2 separate regions of the Homo sapiens genome follow, and region 2 is linked to region 1. A link is a contact called in ENCODE Hi-C or POLR2A ChIA-PET data. All regions are on one chromosome and are shown on one strand. The core of a region is the stretch at or near the end of the contact, and the rest is flanking DNA. Distances in the headings are between cores, read along the strand shown.

Region 1 (5,805 bases), core at 961-3,460:
TGGTACAGACAATAATTTGTTGAACCCGTAAAGAAAAGTTTGGTAAACAGATTAAAAGCCATTTGATTCTTCTATTATGATATAATTCTTGCCTATATTTTTCTTACCTGTGAATTATTACATATGTGTATGTATGTGTGTGTGCATGTTTGTTGTGTGTGTGTGTGTGTGCATGTGTGTAGACAGAGAAACAGCGAGTCCTGTCATTCCCACCAGATATTCCTGCTTGTTAAACAGCTACATAGTGTTTTGCTGAGTGGCTAGAGCAGCTTTATTTAACCTTGTTTTGTTCAGTACTACTGGGCAGCTTCCAATCTTTTGCTATTGTAGATTATGCAGCATCTGTGCTGGGCACTTGCCCTGCTTCCTTCCCTCTTCTCTGAAAGGCTTCCCCATGCTCCTGAGCACCCCCCGCCCCCGCCGCCGTGCTCCTGAGCCTAGCCTGAGCCCGAGTGGGGGCTGTGGTCCTGGCTGGGCCTATCATGGTTCCCCTCCCCTCGGCTGTGGTAGCCGGTCTGGAGCTAGACACAAGCCACCCTTGCCAGGCTGTGGGCTTCCTCAGGGTCATCCTAACCCACTCAGAAGTGGCAGAGAAGGTGCTTGAAGGCACTCACCCAGCGCTAGAGCAGTGAGGACAGGCCCAGAGTGTGGAGCTGCGAGGGGAGGGTTGGGCACATTGCCTTTGGATCTAGTCACATGACTGAGCTGCTCCAGGGATCTTCCTACAAATCCCCCTTCTCACCCATCTAGATGGAGTTGGATTTCTCACTGCTAGCAGTGAGTCTAGACAGATCCAATCCAGTGGAGCATCCCTGCCCCACTCTCTTTTTTTACTTGATCCTTAGTCCAGAGCAAGGAAAGATGTGGAAACCCTCCCAAAGGCATTATTCAGGGCAGAAAATGCTTGTAGGCAGAGCAGCACCTTGTTTTTGTCACAACCGGAGAAACAATTTAAATCTGAACCTATGCGGGCTCAGATACTGATGCTGCCATCTGAGAAGGAGGACCTCTCTCACCTCAGGTTCTTTGTCTGTAAAATGGGGATGAAAATAATTATACCACACCTCAGGACTAAATGAGTTAATAAAAATTCTTAGAGTGGTGAGTAACACAGGATGAGAGACTGCTCACTGAGAGTTAGCTGTGGTGGCTGCCAGAATCCTAAAAGTGTAACAGGAGTTAAACATAGAGGTATCATATAGTCCAGCAATTCCAAATCTGGGTATATACCCAAAGAAATGAAAGCAGAGATCCAAACAGATACTTGCATTCCCATGTTCCCAGCAGCGTTATTCACAATAGCCAAAAGGTAAAAATAATACAAATGTCTATTGACAGATGAATGGATAAACAAAATGTGGTATGTACATACAATGGAATATTATTTAGCCTTAAAAAGGAAGGAATTTCTGGTTGAGTGAGATGGCTCACACCTGTAATGCTGGCACTTTGGGAGGCCAAGATAGGAGGATCTCTTGAGCCCAGGAGTTTGAGGCTGCAGTGAGTTATGATCGTGCCACTGTACTCCTGCCTGGATGACAGGGCCAGACCCCATTGCAAAAAAAAAAATAATAATAAATAAAGGAATTTTTGACACATGCTACAACATGCTGATCCATGAAAGTATTATGCTACATGAGAAAAGTCAGTCACAAAAGGACACTTACAGGGGGTACCTGGAATAGCAAGTTTAGAGAGAGAAGTATTAATACAGTAGGGGCTGGGAGAGGGGCAGGTGCAGGAGGAGTTACCGCTGAATGGGTACACAGTTTCTGTTTAGAATGACAACAAAGTTCTGGAAATGGATAATGGTAAGAGTTGTACAATATGGTGAATGTGCTAGATGTCACTGAACTGTACACTTAAAAATGGTTAAAGTGGTATGTTTTATATTATATTTTACCACAATAAAAAAGAGTATAAGAGGAGTTGGACTCTCCTGGACTTTTTCTTTATAGATTGAACTTATGTCAAAATGTAGCACAGTGAAAAAACAGGCACAGGCCAAAAAAGAAGTGGTGGTGGTGTGTGCCCATGTGTGTGTGTGTGTTTCGGGGTGGGGGTGGGGCGGCAGGTAAACTACTCACAAGACACCAGAGGCTCCTTTTGAGGTCTGATACTGCAGGCTGGGATCTGACGCTGCAGGATCAGGAAGAGTGGGGGAGATGAGGGGAAGGTGAGCCTGCACAAAGAATTTTCTCAGTGACTGTGGGCAGGGCAGTCAGGACCCTGGGTCACATGGGCCCAGCCCGGGACCAGAGCCTTTGTGAGTCACAGCTCAACTCCCAGCAAACAAAGGGATATGCCAGGGAGGGGCTGAGTTGTGACTCAGAGGCTGCTGCTGCTGTGAGCTTCCTCCAGGAACCCCATCCCTTCCAGTCCCTGATTCTGACTCCTACTGTGGGGGTGGGGACAGGTGTACCCACTTCCTGGGCAGGTTCTTGGAAGGGCTCTCCTGCAGAACCTAGACTTTTTTGCAGCTCCTTTTTGATAACCCGAGTAGCAGCAGCTATACCATTTAAGTGCTTGCTGCATACGGGCCCTGGGCTAAGTTCCTTTTTTTTTTTTTTTTGAGACAGAATCTCAGCTCTGTCGCCCAGGCTGGAGTGCCGTGGCACAATCACGGCTCCCTGCAGCCTTGACCTCCCAGGCTCAAGAGATCCTCCCACAGGGACTGTAGGTACATGTCACACACCCAGCTAATTTTAAAATTTTTTATAGAGATGGGGTCTCGCTATGTTGTCCAGTCAGCTCTTGAACTCCTAGGCTCAAGTGATCCTCCCGCCTTGGCCTCCCAAAGTGCTGGGATTACAGGTGTGAGCCACCATGCCTTGTCCCTCACTTCATCTATTTATTTTTATTTTTATTTTTATTTTTGAGATAGAGTTTCACTCTTGTTGCCCAGGCTGGAGTGCAATGGCGTGATCTCCGCTGACTGCAACCTCTGCTTCCCAGGTTCAAGCGATTCTCCTGCCTCAGCCTCCCGAGTAGCTGGGATTACAGGCATGTGCCACCATGCCTGGCTACTTTTGTATTTTTAGTAGAGATGGGGTTTCTCCATGTTTGTCAGGCTGGTCTTGAACTCTGGACCTTAGGTGATCTGCCCAACTTGGCCTCCCAAAGTGCTGTGATTACAGGCGTGAGCCACCATACCCAGCCCCTCTTCGTCTTTTTAAAGCCTCATTGTCACCCCATCAGGCAGTCATTTCAGTCCTACTTTGCAGAAGAGGAAATGTGCTTATGGAGGGAAGCAACTTGCCTGAGGCTATGTGGGTGGCAGATAGCAGAGCCAGATTTGAACCTATCACTGATTAAGGAGCCTGGACTTGTAATCATGCTGCTCACCACCCTCCCTCCCCCCACCCCCAACTCATACACACACGGGGAAGAACAGACTCCAAAATGTGACTTATCTTTAGGCCAAGCTTGTCTAACATGTGGCCCAATACAAATTCATAAACTTTTAAAAAACATTATGAGTTTTTTTTTTAGTTCATCAGCTATTGTTAGTGTTAGTGTATTTTATGTGTGGCCCAAGACAATTCTTCTTCCAGTGTGTCCCAGAGAAGCCAAAAAATTGGACACCCTTGCTCTAGGCTTAAAGACAAGGCTTAAAATTTTTTCCCTGTGCTTATGAAAAAATTTAGAAAATACAAGTAATGAATATATTTTATAGTAAAAAAAGGCATAGTTAAGTATGATTGCATGTCAGCATTTCTTTTTTTTATTATTATTATACTTTAAGTTTTAGGGTACATGTGCACAACGTGCAGGTTTGTTACATATCTATACATGTGCCATGTTGGCGTGCTGCACCCATTAACTCATCATTTACATTAGGTATATCTCCTAATGCTATCCCTCCCCCCTCCCCCCACCCCACAACAGTCCCTGGTGTGTGATGTTCCCCTTCTTACGTCCATGTGTTCTCATTGTTCAATTCCCACCTATGAGTGAGAACATGCGGTGTTTGGTTTCTTGTCCTTGCGATAGTTTGCTGAGAATGATAGTTTCCAGCTTCATCCATGTCCCTACAAAGGACATGAACTCATCATTTTTTATGGCTGCATAGTATTCCATGGTGTATATGTGCCACATTTTCTTAATCCAGTCTATCATTGTTGGACATTGGGTTGGTTCCAAGTCTTTGCTATTGTGAATAGTGCCGCAATAAACATACGTGTGCATGTGTCTTTATAGCAGCATGATTTATAATCCTTTGGGTATATACCCAGTAGTGGGATGGCTGGGTCAAATGGTATTTCTAGTTCTAGATCCCTGAGGAATCGCTACACCGACTTCCACAATGGTTGAACTAGTTTACAGTCCCACCAACAGTGTAAAAGTTTTCCTATTTCTCCACATCCTCTCCAGCACCTGTTGTTTCCTGGCATGTGAGCATTTCAAGTTGTTATTTTTATGCACACTTTTGGGACCTTGAAGGGCAGGTGACATGAAACAAACCCATTGGGTACAAGTATCACTCATTTTGCTGGACGCCGAGAGCATCACAGTCTATGACAGTTTTGTCCAATGTATGTAAAACTGTAATGGCATTTCAAAAAGACCAGACTGATTTGGAACAAGTTCTCATAAATGTGAAAATAGAGAAAATAGGTGTAATGTAGATTGGCCCTTGAGGGAGCAAGTGGTAATACTAATTTCCAGGCATTCCTTATTTTTCTGTGTAAAAGGCCACATGGCTTATTTTATGGAAAGAAACTTGTTCTTTCAGGACTTTTAATTGAAAGAGATTGTGGGAAATAGGTAACCCTCCCTTCCTTTACAGTCGGCTTTTGGTGAATGTGGCCATGGCAAGGACACGACTGAAGGGTTAAAGCCCAGTCAATATGAGGAAAAGGAAATTCACTTTGGACAATAGTTTTAGTTTCATCTGAAATTTTATCAGAGTTGCTAACTTGGTGGCAAAACTGACTGACTCATTTAAGTGGCCCCTCCTCAACTCTCCCTTGTCTGTCTAGTATGGACAGTAAAATCAGTGAGAGCAAGAATTAAGCCCCCCAGTTTGTCTGTTATAGTAGGAGGCAGTCATTCATTCACTTACTCTATATCACTCAAGTATGTATCAAGTGATACGATGGCTGGAGTTCGCTTCACTGGGTTGAGTGTAGAAGAAATAATATTAGGAATGAGTTGACCACTCAAATTGTATGATGTGTGGCACAGAGGGTACATTATATTCTTTCTCCGTTTGTATTTAAACTTTTACATTTTAAAAAAGCTTGTGTGGGGGTGTGGGTGTGGGTGTGACTTACCCTGGGCCAGGCCCTGTGCTAGGTGCTGAGGAAGTCTTGGTGGCTAAGACCGGCTCAGACTCTACCCTACCAGAGTCAACAGACAAGACTCACTCAGGAAACAGATACTAATCAAATAGTCACATGAATGCAAGTAAAATTATAGTTGGGATAAGTGCTGAGAAATCATGAACAGAAATGCAGAAACCTGGACGGGCGCGGTGGCTCACAGCTAATCCCAGCATTTTGGGAGGCCAAGGCAGTCGGATCACTTGAGGTCAGGAGTTCGAGACCAGCCTGGCCAACATGGCAAAACCGCTCTCTACTAAAAATACAAAAATTAGCCAAGTGTGGTGGCACGCACCTGTAATCCCAGCTACTTGGGAGGCTGAGGCAGGAGAATCACTTGAACTCAGGAGGCAGAGGTTGCAGTGAGCCGATATCATGCTGCTGCACCCCAGCCTGAGCAACAAAGTGAAACTCCATCTCAAAAAATAATAATAATGAAAATTAAAAAATGCAGAAACCTGCAGTGTAGACCCCATTTTAC
Region 2 (6,104 bases), core at 2,559-5,058, 260 kb after region 1:
CTTTGCCTAGCATGTATAGTGGAAAAGAGGTATGTTTGTCATATATATGTTGTGTAGCCCTGTGTATTTATTGATTTTTATGGCTCCAGTATATTTTAAGGAAAGCAAAGAAATGTTTTAAGAGAAGATGGATACGGCAGCCTTCTCATCAATCAATATGACTGTTCATTGCTCTGCAATAGTTGTGCTTCAACCTAAGTTGCACTTTAACATTTCTTCGGAGGCCAGGCACAGTGGCTTATGCTTGTAATCCTAGCGCTTTGGGAGGCCGAGGTGGGTGGATCACTTGAGCTCAGGAATTCAAGACCAGCCTGAGCAACATGGTGAAACCTCATCTCTACAAAAAATATAAAAATTAGCTGGGCGTGGTGACGTGTGCCTGTAGTCCCAGCTACTTGAGGGGCTGAGGCGGGAGGATTGCTTGAGACCAGGAGGTTGAGGCTGCAGTGAGCCAAGATTGTGCCACTGCACTCCAGCCTGGGCAACAAAGTGAGACCTGTCTCAAAAAAATAAAATAAACATATTTCTTAGGGTTTGTTTACTGTTACACTGGATTTATGGTATGTCAGACTCCCTGCTTGGCCCTAAGGATACTGCAATGAGCAACCCAGTCCCAGGGCTATCAGACGTCGCCAGGGTGACTATTTTCTTCACCAAGTGCTGTAAGTATATTTTCCAACTTGAGAACACGGCCCAGCAAGCTCTTCTGGGAGTCAAAGCCAGTGGCTTTGATGGCAAATGTGTTCTAGTTGAGATAGTGGACTGTGAGGGCCAGAAGAGCAGGCAGAGAAAGAGGAATAAGAAGTGGCTCGGGTACTTGGGCACAGGTTCTTGGTGGCCAGACAAGCCCTGAGTGACGCATGTCACTGCCTCTGGCCCTGCCTTTGGCTGCATAGTTAATCAGGGGCTACTTGGAGATGAGGTTACTCTCACACCCCCACCAAGCTTGGCTAAGCTTTTGGAGCACTTGTGTGAGCTCCCCATCAGCACAGCTCAGGCTAAAAGGATAAAATTGTGTTCAGGAATACAAATAGGAAAAATCAGTGGTTCTGAGGTGCTCTTTCCTGCCCCATACCTCTTCTGAGACAGTTTTCTTCCTATTGCTTCAGGTTATCTATCGAGGGAAAAAAACTCAGGTGCTCTCTTCAATTTCAGTTGGAACCTCCACCCATTCAGGAGCTTCATTTACATGTGTGGTAATAACAGGCTGGTTACACAGGGCCCAATTCTTTCTGCCTCCAAAGGCAGTTTGTCTGCACTAGCTGGGTAGGAAAGTAAGTGGATTTAGTGTGAGGGTGTGGATTTGATACCTGGGATGAAGAGCTATGTATTATGAGGTGTCCTGCCTGAGAAGTAGGAACTGCTGGGTTCTGACCTCAGCTAGAAGCAAAGAGCACGCAAACAGGGACTGGATATCACCATTCCCACTATCCCCTGCATCCCCAGGAAGTAAAAACAAAAGATAGTGTCTCCATAGATCACCACCTGATGTAGTCATGACTTTCCACATGAGGAGGAAAAAGATTCAACAGTACAGTCTACAAAATAACTTTTGAGAGATGATCATTTTAGGGCTGGGCATGGTGGCTTACACCTGTAATCCCAGCACTTTGGGTGGTTGAGGCAGGTGGATTGCTTGAGCTCAGGGGTTGGAGACCAGCCTGGGCAAACATGGCAAAACCCTGTCTCTACAAAAATACAAAAATTAGCTGGGCACACTGGTCCAGGCCTGTAGTCCCAGCTACTTGGGAGGCTGAGGTGGAAAGATCACTTGAGCCCAGGAGGAGAAGGTTGCAGTGAGCCAAGATCATGCCACTACACTCCAGCCTGGGCAACAAAGCAAGACCCTATCTCAAAAAAAAAAAAAAGAAAGAAAATATGATAATTATAATATTTTAAAAAACTATAATTTCCCAAGAAGTGCCATGAATGAAGGTATTTTTCTTTTTTTCTCTTGAGACAGGGTCTCACTCTGTCACCAGGCTAGAGTGCAGTGGTGCAACCATAGCTCACCACAGCCTTGAACTCTTGGGCTCAGGAATCCTCCCACCTCAACCTCGGGATTAGCTGAGACTACAGGCATGCACTACCATACCTGGCTAATTTTTAAATTTTTTTGTAGAGGCAGGGTCTTGCTATGTTGCTTAGGCTGGTCTTGAACTGTTGGCCTCAAGCCACACTGCTGCCTTGGCCTTCCAAAGTGTTGGGATTACAGGTGTGAGCCACTCTACCTAGCCATCTTTTCTTTTTTCTTTTCTTTTCTTTTCTTTTTCCTTTCTTCCTTCCTCTATTTCTTTCTTTTTTTCTTTTCTTTTTTATTTTTTCTCAGGGTCTCTGTCACCCAGGCTGGAGTGCAGTGGTATGATCTTGGCTCACTGCAACTTCTGCCTCCCAGGCTCAAGTGATCCTCCCACCTCAGCCTCTGGAGTAGTTGGGATTACAGGTGTGCACCACCATCCCTGGCTAATTTTTTGTATTTTTTTTGTAGACACAGGGTTTCACTGCTGCCCAGGCTGTATTTTTCTTATAAAAAATTTTAAAACATGAGCTATAAGCTTAAGTCCCTTTTGTTCACTATCTTTAATTCTTTAAACCCAGGTGCCTCCCTTCAGCCACAGGGGAACTGGTAAAAGCTTGCTGTGGATTCTTGTAGACAGTGTTCAATGCTATTTACCCACAAATATGTCTTTATAGAAAATATATGATATTCTTTGGTAAACTTGTATTTTTTTTTAACACAAATGGTATTGTATTATGCTTAGTCTGCAATTATTTTTAAACTGAGTCTAATACATTGGAGATCTTTCCATGCCACACCCATAGACCCATCTCCTTTTTCACTGCTGCTAAGCGGTATTACACAGTGAAGAAAGTTTATTTAAGCACTCCCTATTGATGGATATATTACCATTGTTTCCAGTTATTTTTTATTTTTTACTGCCCCAGACAGGGCTGCTGCAAACAACCTTAAGATCAATCGCCTTCTTGGGCATTTATAATGTCATTGTTTCTCCAAAAAGGATCCAGAAAGGTGTGGTAGTGCCAGGTCATCCATGCACAGCTTTATACTTGAAGGACACTCTGTCAGATTGCCCTCGAGTGTCAGGCAGCCTCTGAATATGCTAGTCAAATTTAAAAGTTGGTGCAAAGTGGGAAAGGTCTCGAGGGAATTTTCCGGGGGTGGTGGAAATGTTTCGTATACCGACTGTGGAGGTGGTTATACGGGTGTTTACATTTGTCAGAACTCAACAAACGGTACTCTTAAAATGGGTGCATTTTGCCATTTGTAGATTATATTCCACTGACATTCATTTAAAAAACCAAACAAAAACAAAACAAAACAAAAAAAACGTGCAGTGGCCTGGGAACAGGGTAAGAGAGAACACCACCCCTTTCTAATGTGGGCTTTTAAAACGCTCGCTTTTCCCCCCAGGCTCCTTCCTGCCTCCAGGTGTCACTACAGCCTCCTTTCTCCCCGTTGCCCGGTTTCGCCCCAGCCTCCTTTCTACCAGCAGCCTTTCACCCGGAGAGTGCCAAAGAGCCCGAAAGGAGCTATCATGGGGTCTGCCTGCCCCGCAATCGCGGCCCACGCTCTGCGGGGGCGCCCGGAGTCGAATACCAGCGGGGAGAGAGAGGTCCCTCTCCACCCGCGGGACCGCCCCACGCCCCTCGCAGCCCCAGGAGGTGTCCGCGCTGCGGCACGTGGGCCCTCCCGGCAGCGTGGGGCGGTGCCGAGCCGGCGGCCCGCCCCCTCCCCACCCATCAAGGCGTGGCTGGCACGGTCCCGCCCACTCGGCTCCGGAGCCCAGTCGAGTCCTGCCCGGCTAGAAGCCGGCTGTCGGTCTCCGTGTCGCCGCCGCCGCCCGGCATCGTGGAGCTGGGGCCCCCTTTTGCCTGGGAGTTTTGTAGTCGCCTAGGGTCAGCGGTGACATCCCAAAGGGCAGGCCCGGCAGCCGCCATGGTGGCCAAGGATTACCCCTTCTACCTCACGGTCAAGAGAGCGAACTGCAGCCTGGAGCTACCCCCGGCCAGCGGTCCGGCCAAGGACGCTGAGGTAGGGCCGCGCCCTGCACCTGGACCTCTATGGGTCATCTGCCTGTCTCGTCTGCCTCCATCTCCCATTCTCGGCGCCCGTCCAGTGTCACTGTCTCTGTTTCCATCTCTCACTCTCCGTGTGTGCCACTTTCTCTCTCTACATCTCTCCCACAGTCTTCTTTGTGTCTCCCCGTCGCCATCTCTCACCCTGTCTCCTTTTCTCTCGCTTTTTCTCTGTGGACCAAGCACTAGCTGCCTCCTCTCTCCCTGTCCCTCTACCTGCCGGTCTGGGAGCAACTGCCTCCTTGCCTTTGCAGGGCTCTCAGACTGTCCATCTTCTGTCTGGACTCTCAGAGGGACTTTCTCCTACTGTCAGCAAGCCCCAGTGTCAGGGAAGTGTCAGCAAGCCCCAGTGTCGCTACCCTTTAAGCGAGTTTTTTTTGCCTGGGTTGTGAGAGCAGAGGGACGTACCAGCCCTCTCACCTGTCAGACTTGGCCTTGCAGCCCTTTGGCAGCAAAAACAGGACACAGCGCCTCTGCCTATCACCTGTGGCCAGTGAGGGTCATTCAGCCGGGGGGCTGGGGCTAAATGAGTAAATTGGAGTGTCTCCCACATGGATCTTGAAAATGAATTAAAGTCCTTAGGGTCAATGGAAAGCTGCCTTGGAACATTGGAAACATTTCTCTTTCTGGGAACTTTCCTGTGCCTTGCGGGCGATGTGAAGGAGTGCTCCCAGGTTATGTTTAGTCTGCCTTTTCCTCTTGCGTGTTATTTCTCTGGCACATAGCTCACTGGCCTTAAAGGTTGGGTTCAGCTGGAGGAGAAAGCATCCCTCTCTTTGAGGGTCTTAGGGAATACAGTCGCTTTCGCTAGATTACAGCTTTGCTGTGGTCAAGCTGCGGTGGAACCCACAGGACCCAGCTAGTCATTGCCGCTCATGCGTGTATCTGGGAGCTTTCCACTCTCCCACACCTCACTCTGCGAACATCAAACATCACCACCACCACTGGGGAAAGGCTGAAGGCAGGTGTGCATCCGGCCTTGTCACAGCATTCTTGAGGTTCCACCCACTCGCCTTCCTTGGGTCTGCTCAGCTGTATGCACTTGGCTCACTGAATCATGTATATTCGGGAGCACACCATCAAAGATTCATTTCCTCTAGCAAGAGCTGCTCCAGGCTGACAGGACTCCAAGCAGTCTCTGGTTGTATTCAGCTTTCTATACGCTGAGCACAAACTAACTTCTCCCTCACTCAAACCCAACCCTACACTCCAGCTCAGTCGAATATTATCACAAAGAGTTTTTGTTGCCAGCAGCTGTGAAAGTGTGATGGCCCTAGTGGCATTTGCATAGAATTCAGGTTGGTCAGGCCTGGAATGGATATAATATTTTTTCAGTGGGAACTTCCTAATTTAATCAACATAGGAGCAGCGCAATTGGTGCCCACTCAAACTCCACTTGTAAGGAAGAAAGGCATAACCAATAAATTAATAAATTGAAGTGGGCCAAAGAAAAGAATAGTGAGGATAGCTGAGGACTCTAACCAGTCCCTTCCTACTATTACTTAGTCCTGTGTTTTTGAGTAGTTTAGCTAAAGGCTTAGGTAAAACTTGCCTGCTTAATTTCATTTTATTCTTATACATAGAATATAGATATGTCTATATATCACAAATATGAAACTTATCACATGTCAAATATTAATTTTCTTCATTGGTAGCTGGATCTAGACTATAAAATATGACTTATTTTCCTCGTATGGGGATATCCTGATGTGAGAAATAAGGAAGGGGTTGGAATAGTTTTGGAAATAGTTGGTAAATATTTTTCAGATATCACTATTGGGGTTTTTGTTTTTTAGTGTTTGATTTAAACACTAAATCAAGTATGCTTTATACACTTTGAGGCAGAGATATCTTTTAGCTTCATCGATGAGCATATCACTTCCTGATAATGGAAATTGGCAAAATTGGAAAAAGAAACCTAAGTGAGTTTAGTGGGTAGTTTTCTGGTTTCCTTATCAGCGCAAAAGGCAGCCAACCCTTGTAGGCCTAGCTTCTCCATAAGCAGT

Evidence for each region. A loop is a pair of places that touch in the nucleus more often than their neighbours do. ChIA-PET counts read pairs that join two places held with the same protein, here RNA polymerase II (POLR2A). Pooled maps may share reads with other maps.
Region 2: a pooled map shows a loop between it and region 1 (2.2-fold over the local background). The contact joins the promoter of ARHGEF3 here to the promoter of SPATA12 in region 1. A Hi-C loop is called at or near these places in 6 of 168 maps with a recorded cell type or tissue (B cell, GM12878, OCI-LY7 and 3 more) and 11 of 50 pooled maps. POLR2A ChIA-PET finds 5 or more read pairs at or near these places in 3 of 52 experiments (GM12878, OCI-LY7 and activated B cell).

The regions. Positions count from the first base shown.
Region 1 is chr3:57,057,069-57,062,873 of GRCh38, reverse strand. SPATA12 (spermatogenesis associated 12) reads right to left here and starts at 2,210. Exons shown (of 2, transcript NM_181727.2): 1 at 2,088-2,210. It also overlaps a transcript of ARHGEF3 not described here.
Region 2 is chr3:56,799,653-56,805,756 of GRCh38, reverse strand. It overlaps ARHGEF3 (Rho guanine nucleotide exchange factor 3), which reads left to right and starts at 3,808. Exons shown (of 10, transcript NM_019555.3): 1 at 3,808-4,054. The coding sequence starts at 3,959. RefSeq lists a silencer at 3,639-3,808.